2 separate regions of the Mus musculus genome follow, and region 2 is linked to region 1. The links are chromatin loops, found by intact Hi-C in ENCODE. Cell type or tissue: gastrocnemius. All regions are shown on one strand.

Region 1 (8,000 bases):
GTTCTGGCTTAAGCCTGCCTACCTTACCAAAATCCGTATATGTACATGCCATTTCTGTTTAGTGTGAAAACTAATCACTGAAATTATTTGCATTGGCTGCGGTGTCTGAGCATCAGCCTGTCCAACTGTGCGTTTATATCCTGGTGACTATGCCGGGACATGCAACTGTCTGATAGCTATCCGATGTCAGGATTTTACCAAAGCCCCACTGAACAGTATTATGACATGAGACGAATAGTGCCACTGCTGGCGATCATTCTACCTTAAAAGCTTTCCCAGCCAAGTACAAGAACTGGTGTTGCCTAGGTACCTGATTGTACCTAATTTGCACTCATGCACCATGGCTACTGGTCAAGTGTCCCGGACAGATGTGCTGAATCGAAATAATGCAGATCTGGTATGGAGCCTGTGCTGTCCAATGTAGGAGCTGTGTGACCTTGAATAAGCTCCTTAGTGCCTGAGTCAAAGGTTTCTTATATGTAAAGAGATGGCCAGCACGTGTTTTCTCTAGAAATTACATGAAGGGATGCGTGTAAAACGAACATTATTGAGTTCTCGGTATGATTTAGTTGTAGACACAGGTTTTGGCATTTGGTTATTTCCTTGTTCTATAACTGGGGGGTCGAACATTGAGTCTTATGATGGTATGAAAATCTCTACCACTGAGTTGCATCCCCAACCCTTTCCCTAGCCCTTGTTTTATTTTGATGCAGGGTTTCTCTAAGATGCCTGAAATAGCCTGAATTCACTCTCTAGGCCAGGCAAGATCTAAACTTTCCATCATCTCCCTCTCTCTTCCATATAGTAGCTGGGACAAACAGCTTCTACCCCTAGACCCAGCTTGTGCTTATTTCTAGTCTGTACTCATAATCATTTTATGCTATCATACACAGATGTAAAAATCATTACCTAAACTGGACACAGTGATTTTTTTGATAGCTAATTTTTGACCCAAAGCTTTCTTCTCTTGCTTTTTATATTGCATGTTTATCATTAGAATATTTCACTCTGCCGTTATTTTTTTTTGACATACAAATTTTATGCCAGAATACAAGGCGTAGAGACAAATAAACAAGGCATGTTTTTGCCATAATAGGCTCCTTGCTCTAACTGTCTCAGTTCCATGTTCAAGAGGAGGTATTGAAGTGCAGTGTAAAGATTGTGTAACAGACTGACAAGTGGATAAAATACACAAAAGACTTAGAACCCAATATCATGGTGGTGGGAAGTGATAACCTGCAGACACTTTTTTTTCCTTTCAAGAAAATTAATTTTTTAAATAAAATCATCTGTATGTTATTGCTAGGGTTTACTTGACACCAAATCACATGTGAATCAGACTTATTGTGTGGAAGACATTTAAGAGTAGTATGCAGCTGGGTTTGGTAGCATACTTCTTTAATCCTAGGATTTGTGAGGCCAAGGCAGGTGGATCTCTGAGTTCGAGGCCAGCCTGGTCTACAGAGTGAGACCCAGAACTAAATAGAGAAATCTTCATCTCAAAAACAAAACAAACAAAAAATGGCATTCCAGTATATTCTTCTACTGAGATAACAAAAAAGGTGAGGTAGAGAAGGGCCACGGTAATCAGACTTAAAAAGATGGTAGAGAATTTTAATTAGACTCAGTCTTTTCTCTTCCCAGCCATTATGTCCCAAATAGTGTTCAGCTAGAAAGCGTTAGCCACCGAAGCTGGGCGTCTTCATAAGTTGTCCCAAGAGTGAGAGAGCAGGTGAAGTGAGAGCCATCAATCATTAGTCAGCCCCGCCCCCATCTTCTCCCATTCACTGGACATGGGAGACCCAGGTTGGCGATGGGGTCCAGTCTGCAGAAAGTTCTGTGCTGGTGGTGAGTGAACATGCTACATGGAACAGGGGACATGTGACCACACCATTTAGCATCACACAATCAAAGCAGTTCCAGGATGTCTTAATGTGTTTACTGACACATCGTCATTCTCCCTTGAATATAGGAGAGATGATAATGAAGATAATGAAGCACTCTGCTTAAAAAAGCCATAGATTGTTAACAAATAACAAGCTTTGACGACCAGCGAGTGGAGGAATGAAGCCGCTATTATTCTTTCCTGAAACTGCAGAGGCATTGATTTACTATAGAAATAATTGCATTATAATTGCGTGTGACTTTTCAATGCTGTTTGGAATCTTTTATTCCTTTCAGTGTGCCACCAAAATGTTTAGTGCTTCAAAGGATGCCATAAACACCCTAGCGGAGCATTTGTTGAACTAGAAAATTAGGTGCGATTAGACTAATAAACCAATCTCGCGGGGAGCTCTTCGCGAGGACGAGGGTTTCTTCAGAATCTGTTCCTATGGCATTCTGTTTCCTGACATTTTAACCCTAATTTGTCTTCCTTTTAACTAGATGCTTTCGGAGACACCCCGTTTCTGTTTGTTCTACCCTCTTCGCTTCTGCCAAGTGCTTTCTTATGCTTCTCTGTCTTGACCTTCCCTGGAAGGGTAACTCCCACAGGATGACTGCTGGTCATCTGCAACCCTGAGTATGTGTCTGGGTCACCATACCTGATTTCAGTGTGATGTGTGATCCTTACTTTGCCAATGCTCTTGGTGGCGGTGTCTACAGGAAAGATGTTCCTTTGTTGTTTATGATGGTAGAGAAGTCAGAGATCTGGTAATAATTGTCATTAGCTTTCCATATTCTGCAGTTCTTACTGAATGGGGTGATTTGTACTGCGTAGGAGAAGGCTAAGATGAGAAGAAGGGCTGGCACTACCAGGCTCTATCTGAGAGCCCAGTAGGGTTGCACTAAACAATAGGGAATGCAAGCAAGTGATCTTTCCTATTAGGTCAGTATGTATAAATTACACTGACCTATACTTTATTTACTTAAAAAAGTTTACCCTTCCTTCCTGTATTTTCTCATAGGGCAGGAAACCACACTTGTATTTGAAATATGTTTTCTGAACTGGGTTAATGCGGCTGACTTACGAGAGCATACATGAGTACATTTGTAACTTAGGGTACATTTTGTAAGCGTGTTGTAAAATAACCTGGACATTCACTCCTCGAATCTTGAAGCATTTGGATCCATTGCTTAAGGAACGTGTGTCACAAACTGTTCTAACAACAACAACAAAAAAATTCAATTATAATAATTGGACATTTTCTATTTATTTTGCATTACTATTAGCCCCGCAGTTTTTAGTACTCATAACATTATGAACTCCATCAAAGACTAGCCCCACGGGCCCTGAGGACTTGGGCCAATAACATAATGGTAAGTCGCATCATGTATATAGTTCATCTGCCTAGTGTTTTGAGGTTTTCAAGTTGTATCCACTAGGAAGGCTCTGTAGATAAAGGATGAGAGGGAAAGGCATTAGGTACATTAGTTGAAATTGGCATCATGATGCCAAACTGTAATAAGCCTTAAGGGAGCTCACTGTTGAATCTACTCAATTGAATGCTGCAATTTCCCATAACAATTTAAAAGGCCTGCAGGCATGCTAAAGTCATAGCTGGATCTTTCAGTTAACACTCTGTAACATGACCCCAAAGCCTCATTTACATCACAGCAATTAAAATATATTCCACATTACATGCTTGCTACCATGTACTAGAGAAATAATTCGACCAAGTGCTGTGTTTTCCAAAACACAGTCATGAAAAATCAGAGAATTCACAATTTCTTCTCTCCAAAGTGATATTTTCATAGCGTACATGATTACTGGGGGTCATGTGTTTATGAAGGGGCAGAGGGCAGAGCAGGAGAAGAAGATGCAGTCAAGATGCCTGATAGTTAGTAGTCAAGACTATTTGGTGGCCCACGTGAAATTAGGTTCGTGGTCTTCGTCTGCTCCATAGGTGACAGGTGTCCAATATGCAAAATTATTACAGCAATCAGTGCTAATTGGCCCCCTACATGTAACCAGAAAGTAGAGGGACCAAAAATTAAATGAGTATTAAAATAATTCACCTCCTACCTGCAGAAATGCTATCTCTAGACAGGGGTAGAAACCTCCACAGAGCCCATTTAGGAAGCTGAGGGAAATTTTCAATGGCGCCCAACCTTGGAAGGAATTATTTGTACAAATTAGAGTCCTTCACCAGTGCTACTGCAAATTTAATTAAAATCTCTCAGCATATAGATTATTAACTGACAGGACATCTATTTATTTGTCTGGTTGTTGGTTGGTTTTGTTTTCTCAGAACAGGGTTTCTCTGAATTCCTTTGTAGACCAGGCTGGCCTCGAACTCACAAGGATCCACCAGCCTCTGCTTCCCAAGTGGTGCGATTAAAGGCATGCGCCACCACGCCTGGGTAGCATGCCCATTTTTAATGAGATGAGCAGCAAATTAAATTTATCTGACAGCAAAGCCACCATGGCCAGAATGGGATCCTATCTTCTAGACAATTGCTGGTGCACTTTGGCAATGCCTTTCCAACTGCAGAAACACAGACAAAATTGACTCACTTCTCACTGTTGTGGTGGCTTTATATTTATCGAGTAGCCACAACTTAGCAGATTACCTTGAGAGTGTGGTTTGTTTGCTTGTTTGTTTTTTTTAAAACAATTGTCTGAACACGTCGCCCTGGTATTAAGCAGTGGCAGAAGTCCAGCTTTGACACTTGGCAGGCAGGCAGGCAGCCGGAGAACCAAGTGTGCTGACTTTCTCTGTGCGTCTACTGGAACACTCTTGCCTGCACTGCCCTTTTGTGGTCAGGAAGAGCGGTGAAAGAATCCTGCTTCAGCAGACATCTGAGAAGGCACCAGCTTCAGCTGCTGCCCAGCTCCACTTTAACTCTCTGCCTTGCTTTATAACTGCCATTAGTGGAAACATGGGAGTGAATTTAATGGCTTTTCTTGCTCCCAAGCCTTTGTGCTCATTATTGAAAGGGCTTCCTTTGTGCCGACAAAGTCCCCTCCTAGGCACCCACTTGAGCAACAACGTGGGACAGCCTGAATTACAGCCCCCAGCCCCTCAGCAAGTGTCTCTGACCCAAGTTGAGCCATGTCTACCGACCTTCTAAAAATGTCTGAATTATGCACTTATCTATCTTTCTGATGTAAAACATCCAAGAAATCCAGGGCCAAGTGATTGAATGCACGTTTCCTATTTTTACTTAACTAACTGGCAGCATTTAGACGGAGCCAAAGTGCTCAGTGTGCGATGCATACACACTTTACGATGTATGACTAAACTTAAGATGTCAAAACATTGAATTAGGTGAGACTACACCTCGGGAAGCATATTTATAGTCCTTGATACGGTTACATTTCAGTTTGCTTAAAAACAAATAGTAAACACTGGTGGTGTAAAATATTACAGGAAACCTCCATGTGCAGCCAACTTCCCAGGCTGACTGTAACAACATTGGTCCCAAGTCTCATGATGTTAGAAGCTAAATCTAACCCCAAGTAGCCTATGGCATCTTCACAGCGCACCAAGAGGGTCTGTTTCTTTTTCAGTGTGTATATGTGTCTATGGACGTTCATGTGTATGCAGGGACACATGTGTCTATCTATATAGTCTATATGTCCATGTGTGTGCATGGATATAAAGCCCAGAAGTCAACCTCAGATGTTATCATCAAGAACCCTTTGAGGTAGGATCTCTCACTAAACCCTGAGTCCACCAGTTAGTCCAGACGCCCACTAGTTAGCAAACCCCATGGGTTCCACTGGCTTCATTCCCTAGCACTGGGACGACAAGCTTGGGCCACGATACCCAGCGGTTTTATGTGTATTCTGGGACTCGAACCCAAGTCCCCTTCCTTATAAGCAAGCAATTTGCCAGCAGTTCCCAAGAGGGGTTCCTTCAGATTTTTTGTGGCCACTTAGGCTCTCAGACTGAATCCAAAGTCCTTTTGAAACCCTGGAGCAACTCTACCATGGGCTTTTCCATTCCCTTAGAGATACTCACTTCAAGGAGGAAAAGTGTTTTGAGGGAATCTGTTCATATATATCTTTCTTCCACTGGACCTCATTACATTGAGGGACTATGTTCCATTCAACACTGGACCCTGCTTCTCCCTCCCTGGGAGTTTGTGAAGAAGGTGCCATTTGGTTGGGCTGGGGCTTTTCAGACTGAGATCAAAACTGTCCTGTAGGCAGTAGACAGAATGCATGTTTATTATAGCAATTTTGCCTGTGGGTTACCGAGGCGTGAATAACGGCAGTTATCCTTTATTCTCCAAGTACTTGTGGGTAGTTATCAGGTATCCACCTAGTTGTTACTAAAATAAACCTAACATAGCTCTTTGAATCCAGAGCCTCTTAATCAGCTTTATGGCTGCCCTTGAAAGCCCCTTCAGTGTTTGCCTACCGCCTTCTGCAACCAAGACATAAATATTTGGATAACGTTATATATGAAATCATTTTGAAATTATTCGTATGGAGGCTGTGCTCTCCACCTCGTTCTGTGGAGGAATTTCTGAATAAGCGCATAAAAATTCACGACTAAAATTCCATTCAAAAATTTTAGCAAAATACCAGTTTCCTTCTGCGTGTCTTAATTCCTTGCTGTCTGACTTCTGTAACTGAGCTTGGATCCATTTTTAATCCACCTAGTGCCCTTAGGTGACTAATGTGGATGTTACTCTTGCACATGGGACAAAGTTCTTGACCTAATGATAGTAGCTGGATTTTATCAAGTATGCATATGCCAACCACCACACTAAACACCTTGAATTTATTTTAATCTCTTCTAATCTTCATGGTCTGTCTACAAGAAGGCTATTAGTGTGTGCTTGCTAGGAAATTAAATATAGGAGACAGAGCCTTAGAGACTTTATGCAACCACTTAAGGCCACATGTCTCATCAATGGTAAATAGTGAGAGCTAGACTTTACACATGAGTTTGTATTGTTGAAACTCCTGCACTGTCTTGTTCTTTACGCTTGTATCAGTATAGATATTTTTAGTTGAAAAAATGCAGGCTAGGAACATATTGTTTCCGAATCTGTTTCTAAATCGTATTTCTGTCTCTGAGGTCTGTTTCTTCTTTATAGACTGCAATGGCAGGCAGTCTTTCTCCAGAAATGTAAACAAGCTCCAAGTTTACAGCCTCCCAGATTAGTAACAGCAATGAAATGAAATAGGCTTGCAGCCAGTGGCTTTATCAGATGTCCCGGGACTGACCTTACCGGCACGAATTAGGTCACAGGTCCTCTCCTGTGCAATCACTGACATCGAGTGTCAGGGCCACATGAACCAACTCTCTCATCTCCACGGAGGGAAACACAGGTTTGCAAGGAGGATTCCAGTGACCATGAGGAACCCCATGAGCGTAGCCTGTCCCCATGGATAACCGGACCACATGGGGTGGAAGACAACTAAAGAGAATTGGGCCCATGTCCCCATCTGAAACATATAATACCATACATTCCATTGGCCCTTTATTTTTAGAGGAGCAGCTTGGAAATGTTTTCAGTATATTCAAGTGTCTTGTTGGCCTTGGATTCTTTTCCTTACTCCTCCGATGAGTTTCATTTGGTTTTTATTTTTGCTTCCCCCGTACTGGGTTCTCAGCAGATTTAAATATGATGGTATTTTCAATAGGACAGCCTCATGATTGTTAACAGTGGGTCTCTTGATATCCTGAATCAATTTGTTAAAACCCTTTGCTGTTCCCTGCAGTCCCCCTTTCTTTCTGTCTGCTTTGTTTGTTTTTATTTATTGTTTTGTTGTTGTTGTTGTTGTTGTTAAATGTTACTGTTTGTCTTTTTGAGACAGCATCTCCTTAAGTAGGCTTTCCTGGGACTTTCTTAGTAGCTGAGGTTCACCTTGAACATATATTTCCAATGTAAGCCTCTTGAGTATTGGGGTTGTTCGTGGGATTTTCATTGTTTAATTCTCCTGCTTGTTCTAAGATTTTGATGTGAAGGCAGTGACTGAGGATACAGGTGTGATGGCTAGGAATGAAATTCAATCTATAAAGTGATACCAAGAAAATCTAAATTTGATCCCCAGAACCTATGGAAAAAAAAAAAGTCAGGCGTGGTGATGTGTGCTTTTA
Region 2 (8,000 bases), 340 kb before region 1:
TCTAAGTCCTAAGACTTCAAGCACAGGCCATCACTCGTGTCCTGATTTTATACTTTTGCTGACAGTGTTGGTGCCACAGGAATAGGTCTGTGTCATCACTAATCACAATCCTGGTGAATGGCAGCAAAGGGAAACACGCAGAGTACTGGCTAAGCTGTGGTGCATGCTAGCCCAGGGATTGTCAAAATTGTGGAAACAAATATCTGTGGACCTAGTTTAGTCTTTGAGCCAGAAAAGACCTCAACAAAGATGTGATCTGTGGATCAACACCCAAGAAAAGCACAAGAGTGGCCAAGAAAATGGGGGGCAGTGTCCATGCTGGACTCTGGGTCCAAAGACGAAGGGTGTCTAGCTCTTATAATCCAATTCTACCAAACACACAGAAAGCCCTCAGCACAATATAAATAAAATATGGCTGTACATGCCCACTTTCTCAGAGCTCAGAAAGTGGGTGCAGAAAGATCAGAGGTTCAAGGTCATCTTTAGCTATATAGGAAGTCTGAGGATACAAAAGACTTTGTCTCTAACCATATCCTCACCACCACCACCACCACCACCACCACCACCACCACCACCACCACCATCGTCACCATAATTGTTAGGGGCTGGAGAGAAAGTAAAAGTACTATGACCATGAGGACCTGAATTCAAATCTCTAGCATCCACATGAAAGACAATTCATAAATAAATAATAAATAAATAAGATAATTCACGGCCATACTCGCCTCTAATCCCAGTACTAGGAAGCAAAGAGGGACAGAGGTTGTGAGTCACTGGCCAGCCAGAGTAGCACAAACAAACCAAGCTTTAGGCTCAGTGTGACCTTGTCTTAAAAGGAAGATGAAGAGCAAAAAGGACTACTCCTGATAACATCAACCTCTGACCCTCTGACCTTCAAACACATGCAGCCTCAGTGACTTTGTGGGTCTCTCTCTCTCTCTCTCTCTCTCTCTCTCTCACTCACCCACTCACACACATATTACTATTATTATTATTGTTAATTAATGTCATAAATTATTCTAAGCCCCTGCCCCCTGTCTCCCCCGCCCCCTCCCCGCCCCCCTGCCCCCCTGCCCCCTCTGTTTCTCATTGTGGTGTGGTTCAGCCCTTAGCATGCATCTTTAATCCCAAGTAACAAAGGCAAAGTTAATATGTAGAAGGAAGCAGCCACATTTTTAAGTGATACCTGAGTAGCAGACAAAGTGATGAATCGGGGAAAGATTTGACAGGATATGCCCAACTCTCAGGAGAACAGAAAGGAAAGAGAGGACACTTCAGAGAAATCAGTGCAGAGGAGAGAGGGTGGTTTTACTGGGACAGTTGTACAGAGACAAGTTGTCAAGAGAGAGAACAAGCTAGACACAGGTGATGACAGGATGAGCCAGAGAATGAAAGGAGCTAGAAGACTAGAACAGATTGCTAGAGTTAGTTTGAGTCCAAGCAGAACAATCCAGGAGAAACTGAGAGAGAGAAGCCGGATTGAATCAGTCAGCTTGGAGAGGAGTTTTGAGCCAGAACAGCAGAGCTGACCAGCCAGCCAGAGCCCAGAAAGAACTGGGAAGGATGAGCTTCTATCACAGAGGCGGAAAACATTCTAGATAAGATAGCATGGAGGCTAGAAGTTTCCAGAACTAAGCCTAGGTTAGCAGACTGCGGCAGTAAGCCTCAGGGATGACAATTACTACAGGAGAATTTACAGACCTCCATGTAATTTAAGGATCACCTCTCCAAAGTGCTGTGAGACTAAGATCATTTTGCATTTTAGAATATTCACGCACACAGGATGACTCACGTTACAGATGAGGCCCAAAGCCTAAAGAACGCACTTGTGTTTCATGGACCAGTTATACACATTGCTCAAAGGTGTTTTTCTTTCTTTTTTTTAAGAAGCGTGGATCTGTGGTGTGTATGCTGCTATGCATGTTTACATGTGTGTGCACCTGTAAGTACATGCATGTGGAAGCCCAAAGGTGATGCCAGGTGTCTACTTCAATCAATCTCCACTTCACTCATTGGGGGAAGGTTAAGCTGAACCCGTGAATTGCCAATGCTGGTACGTCTCACCAGTGAAAACTCCCCCCACAATCCCCTTGCTCTGCTGACAGAGCGCTGGGATTCTAAGAGTCAGCCATTTCTACCTGGGTACCACATGTGGGCAGGGAATTCAAACCCAAGTCCTTGTGTTTCGATCTATCCACAAAGCCACGCCCTGCCCCAAAGGTGCACACCTGCCACTGGCAATTTCACTGCAGCCATCTCAGGAGGTCAATGACTAGGTTTCCCACTTGCTGTCCCATCTCAGGAGGTCAACGACTAGGTTTCTCACTTGCTGTCACTTTGAAAGCTTTGGATTTGGACCTCTTTGGACTGGGGTTCTCAGTCTACTCAAAAGGTGAGCACTCCCGTGAATCCTTTCTATAAATATTGTTCTTACGAGCTAACGCCAAGCTTGGATGGAGAGATTATGAATTTAGATAAATGAGAACATGGCCTTAAGTCTTGGACCTGATTTCCCAGTAACCATATTTACCTTCTCCCAACTTGGACATTTCAGTGAACCTCTCCCACTGCCTCCATCCCTGGTCCCAGACCAAACTCTGCTTAAGATGTGATTCTCCAATGAACCTCTGATTCCTTTCGCTAGTGCATCTGAGTTGGCACAGGCTCATCCTATATTGCTAGAACACTTGGGATAGCCACTGGGTCACATATAACAGTCTCGCTCTCTGTTGGTCTCTAGTGTCCACAGTACTTTGTTGCAATCGTGTGAATAGTTGGATGCTGATATAGAACAAGACGACCTTTATGTGTTGCTTGCTGCACACAAGACCGGATCTACATTCTAGATTTCAAGATAGTTATGGCTGGAAAGACTCTAAGCTACCAAGTCACCTGATGCCGTCATTGGACCGGTGGGAAATATAGAATGGAGATAATTAAAGTAACATGGGGGGGGGGGTGCATTGTTTGTGGTCATTAATATTATTTGTCAGCTTGTCAGCATGTATAATCACGTAAGAAACAAACCACTAGGCGTGTCTATGAGGGAGTTTCTAGATTAGAGTAATTGAAGTCGTAATACCCACTGTAACTGAAAGGGGGCGCCATTCCATGAATTCGGATTCAGAACTGAACCAACAGATAAAGCAAGCTGGGCACAGGATTCACCTCTCGTGTCCCAACTGGGGGCACAGTAGAATTAACAGTCTCATGACCCTGTCATGATGAACCGTGCCTTCGAGCTGTGAGCCAACATAATTTTTTGCTTCTTTAATTTGGTTTTGTCAAGTATCTCAACACAGCATGGAGAATGGCAACTAAAGCATCCGTACTACGCTGTGAAAGCATACTTCATCTGGATCCGGTGCCAAGTGCAGTGATAATGGATGGATGTGATCCCACTTGGGAGCCCAGAGCAGGAGGGTTAAAGGTTTGAGGAGTGGGGAAAGGCAGAAAGGCCTGTGTTCAAATTCTAATCACATTGCTTATTCGTTGGGCAAACAGATCTCTACGGATCCTTCCATTTCTCCAGTTTAAAATGAGGACATTCCTACTTTGCAAAATAGCCAAGATAATTAAAACTTATGTACATTAAACTCATGACAAAAAGCAGTAAATGACAGCTATTGTTACATGCTTACACTCCGTTCTCTATGTACCAGTAAATTACGGGACTGTTTTGTAGCCAGCACCAACACAAGCCTATAACTCATGTCTCTCACACAAAATGCTCGTTTCTCTATGCAACATCCAGCCTAATAGAAATTTGCATGGGTCCATGGGTTCCCACCAGGTCTATTTAAGAATAACAAACAAACATATCTCTTCCTGTGCCCATTGCAAGCCCTTTGAGACTTTTCTGTGCCCTGGAGAATCAGATATACAATTTGTAATTTTATTCAGCAGTGAAATGCCAACATGGGGGTGTGGGGGGACTGCTAAAACAATATTTCAACCCGGGAGTACCAGGTCTGGCACACAGAATAAAAGGCTCTTTACTAGGAAAAATAATCTATCAATTTTATGAAAGGGCTTTTGGAAAGGCTGAACATAGTAGCACTGCAGTTTAAAACAGAAGTGGTACACTGTTCTAATTTGGGGGGCAGGGGTGTGGACATTGTATGCCTCCACTACAGAAAGGAATTTTGTTTGCGTCAACCTATATTTTTAGAATATGACATGCAAATAATGTTATTTTATATGGGTTAATAAGGGCTGTGAGAAAATGAGGGTGTATGGCACATATAAAGATAATAATAATAGATAGATAACCTTGGACACATCTCCACAGTTAAAACACTGAAAAAAATAATCTTTCCCTGCACATAAAAAAAATCCTCTTGGGTCTATCGTCCTGTGTATATTCCTTGCATTAAAATATAGCTGTGGTCTTAATCCTGGTAAAGAACAAGTCCAGAGAGGGCTCTGTAAAAGAGAGGGCTCCACGGAGCTTATTTTTGGTAAGAGCCACTTGAGGGCGCTCTAGAGTTCACTGCAGCCTGTCCGTTCACTCAAAAGGTGGCTGGTTGCCTAGGGAATATTGCTGAAGGTTTGAAGTTGCAGAACAGACCAGCAATGTGTGAATAAAGAGCCCCAATAAAGAGCAATGGCCAGGGCTTAGTAATTCAGCACCGCCGTATAGTCAGGGGTCCCTGCAGCCACAGAAGGACGTCAAAGTGATAAAAGGCGAAACACACTCCAACAGCAAAATTGACTGTGTACTTCCCCCATGGTCTATTTATTAATTTCTGGATAGATAGATAAATAGATGATAAATACAGATATAGATAGATACATAGATAAATATGTAATATATGTGTATATGTATATATGTGTGTGTGTGTGTGTGTGTGTGTGTGTGTGTGTATGAATGTGTGTGTGTGTGTGTGTGTGTGTGTGTGTGTGTGTGTGTGTGTGCGCGCGTGTGTATTGACCTTAGCTGTTTAGAACCCTAGACATGTCAACTGAGCTAAGGAGAATGTCTGTTTTCGCTCTCTACATAGGTAGAAGCAGAGAAGAAACATAGTATCCACAAGGTGGGCGGCAAACATGGTTAGTTTCAAGTCCTCCAAAGCTAACAGCTGGCAATCAACTCACCCAGAGTAGCCTTTTTGGGGTTGTAGTTTAATTGTGTTAGTTAAAATTGAAACTGGTGTCCTTCATGCCAGTGGCTTAAGTCATATTCTCAGTATCTCCTCCTTACACCTTGGCCTCTATAGTACTTTCAAAATATAAAGACAAGTGTTTGCCTACGACACAAAGCTATGAGAATTCAACAGAGTAGCTGCCTTGTTGCTGGTTTTCTCTGTTCTACCTGAGCATTCTTAGAGATGCTGTTCAGCGATTCTGCAGGGAACCCATCATTAGGATGATGATGATGATGATGGTGATGATGGTGATGGTGATGACGGTGATGGTGATGATGATGATGATGATGGTGATGGTGATGGTGATGATGATGATGATGATGGTGATGGTGATGGTGATGGTGATGATGATGATGATTTGAAAATACACCCAATTTAAAAATAATAGCCTGAATATACAAACTGTCTTTTTTTATATATATATATAGAATGTGAAATTGATTTGTTCCTTTAGGAATATAAAACAAATAATCCCAGTTAATTTTTTTCTTATGATCTCAACCTTACTTTTTTGTACGAAATTAAATAGACATGTTACCTCAGTGCAGTGTGTTCAACATTGGAGAGACTTCTATAACCCATGTCACAGAGCATAGTACTTAACTTCTCTCAAATCGTTGGCTCAATTGCTTATCTCCTGGCTGCTTAATATGTGCTGAAAATCTTCCTACAGCATGGACATCTCTATCCAGTCTAGGACATATGTGGGAACTCAGTAAATGGCCATGATGGATCATGAGTACAGAAGAAAACAGTACACATTACAAAATAAAAGAGAGCAAGCAGACACAAGTGGTCCAGACAGTAGGTCCGAGTCTTGCCTTTGCTACCCTAGGTCATGGTGTAGCCACCTTTTAACTTGTATGAAGTGTCTGGATGTACACCTTGCCCCTGCTGTACGATAACCGGAAGTGCAGCCTGGTGCTGTTGTGAAGTCAAGGTGTGTATCCTACCTACTGTGTGCATGTGAGCTGTATATGTGTTGTGTCAAGAAATAAATGAAACTTGACTAGGTTGAGACAGGGGGGAGGAGTGCTATAAGGAATTGGGAATACAAGACAGAACATGAGGCGAGGCTGTAAGGTGTTACAGAGAAGCTTCATCAAAAAGGTGACATGGTGGCAAAGACTTGGCAACAGTGAAAACGAATGACATGGGTATCAGAAGAGAACGTTCAAAGACCCTGTGGTTGCCTCTAAGAGCCCTCTACCGCAGGAAAAAAGTAAAAGGTGATTCAGCATATCTCTTTTTTAAAAAAAATTCCCTAGACTGTCAGGCTGAAAATAAGGTATAATTCACAACATGTATAGGGAAGGCAATGCTGTCACCCAATTTAGAGCTCACAAAGTCTAGAAACGGCGATGACAGTGCTGGTGCAGGCATGGTGAGATTCTGGGTGGGTCACATCTGACTTTTCCAGCTGGATTGGGCCAAGGATGTAAGAAAGGGAAAACCAAACACTCAAGCATGAAGGACAGACATAGGCAAGGAAGCTCTTCACAGTGACGGTGACCCCCTTGAGACTAAAGACATCCCCAAGCAACCAGTGTCACCAGATGTAAGGAAAGCCACACAGAGATAATTAAGGCATGGTGTGCAGGGGTGAGTGAAACAATGAAAAATGATTTTAGTTAAAAGAATTTAAACGATCAAACAAGGATAGAAGAAAGATCACAATCTAGGGAAATAGTGGGTGAATCTAAGGACTGGTCTGTGATTAGTCTCCAGAATAAACGAAAGATGGAATTACCATCACCCAAATTCTAACCGAGGACGAATGGGAGCAGGTGGAGGAGGAAGAAAAAAAAGAGAACAAGGAGAAGCAGAAGGGGGAAGAGGAGGAGGAGGAAGAGAAGGAAGAAGGGGAGAGAAAGAGAAGGAAGAGTATGAAGGAGGAAGATGAAGAGCAGGAAGAGGAGGGAAGAGAGGAGGCACAGGAGGAAGCGAAAAAGAATAAGGAGAAGCAGAAGGAGGAAGAGGAAAAAGAGGAAGGAGAGAAAGAGGATGAAGAAAGGGAAGAGAAAGAGGAGGAAGAAGAGGAGGAGAAAGAGGACGATAAGGAGGAAAAGGGGGAAAGGAGGAGGAAGAGGAGGAGGAAGAGGAGAAGGAAGAAGATGAAGAAGAGGAGGAGAAAGGGGACAATAAGGAGAAACAGGGGGAAAATGAGGAGGAAGAGGTAGAGGAGAAAGAGGAGGGAGAGAAAGAAGGAAGAAGATGAAGAAGAGGAGGAAGAGAATAAAAAGAAGGAGGAGAAAGAGGAAGAGAATAAAAAGGAGGAGGAAGAGGAAGAGAGAGGAAAGGAGGGGGAAGGACAAAGGAGGGGGAGGAGGAAGAGGAGAAGGAGGAGGTGTCTTGTAAGAATGAGGATGCATGGGAATGGGAGGAAGGGTGAGTCAAAAGTTCAGACATGACAAATCACTCTCCCTGCAGTTTCCCGACACTCCTAGCAGTGTCCAGGTTTGAAACCCATGCCATTATTAACTTCTCTCATCTGAAGGTGGGGTTGCTCCCTGTCTGGACTGTTTATAAACCTCACTTCGCACCTCCTGCACAGTTCTCTCTACTCTACAGCTTTTGTTGGTCTCCTTTTTCATATCTATTAAGTTCTGATCATTTTTCCCCTCTCTTTTGCATTCTGGTTGTTTTCCTTAAATACAACTTGGAAATTATAGTTCTCTCTACCTGTTTCCTAATCTGCTATTAAATTCACTTGCCTTTATTTCAATGACTGTAATTTTCACTGATAAGGCTTTATCTGGTGTTTTATAGATCCACCCAGTATTTCCTTAGATTGGTGTCTTTTTTCTATCCTTTGTTTAATCGCTTTAGTTCTTTTAACCTAGAAAAAAAACC

Evidence for each region. Hi-C counts contacts between places; a loop is a spot of excess contacts. Peaks named below come from ENCODE experiments on the same cell type or tissue, not always from the same donor. Only the 100,000 strongest peaks of a DNase experiment are listed, where the experiment ranks them.
Region 2: a loop joins it to region 1, with 2.4 times the contacts of the local background. A loop is called at or near these places in 4 of 42 quality-filtered maps.

The regions. Positions count from the first base shown.
Region 1 is chr8:48,687,499-48,695,498 of GRCm38, reverse strand. It overlaps a transcript of Tenm3 not described here. Among named protein-coding and RNA genes, the nearest start is that of Tenm3, 17 kb to the right of the region's middle. In gastrocnemius, a CTCF peak has its summit at 4,703 (motif pointing left); DNase peaks (open chromatin) are centred at 4,320 and 4,622; H3K4me3 peaks cover 585 bases; H3K27ac peaks cover 4,133 bases.
Region 2 is chr8:49,032,217-49,040,216 of GRCm38, reverse strand. It overlaps a transcript of Tenm3 not described here. Among named protein-coding and RNA genes, the nearest start is that of Gm25830, 78 kb to the right of the region's middle. In gastrocnemius, CTCF peaks have their summits at 3,096 and 4,476 (motif pointing right); a DNase peak (open chromatin) is centred at 4,489.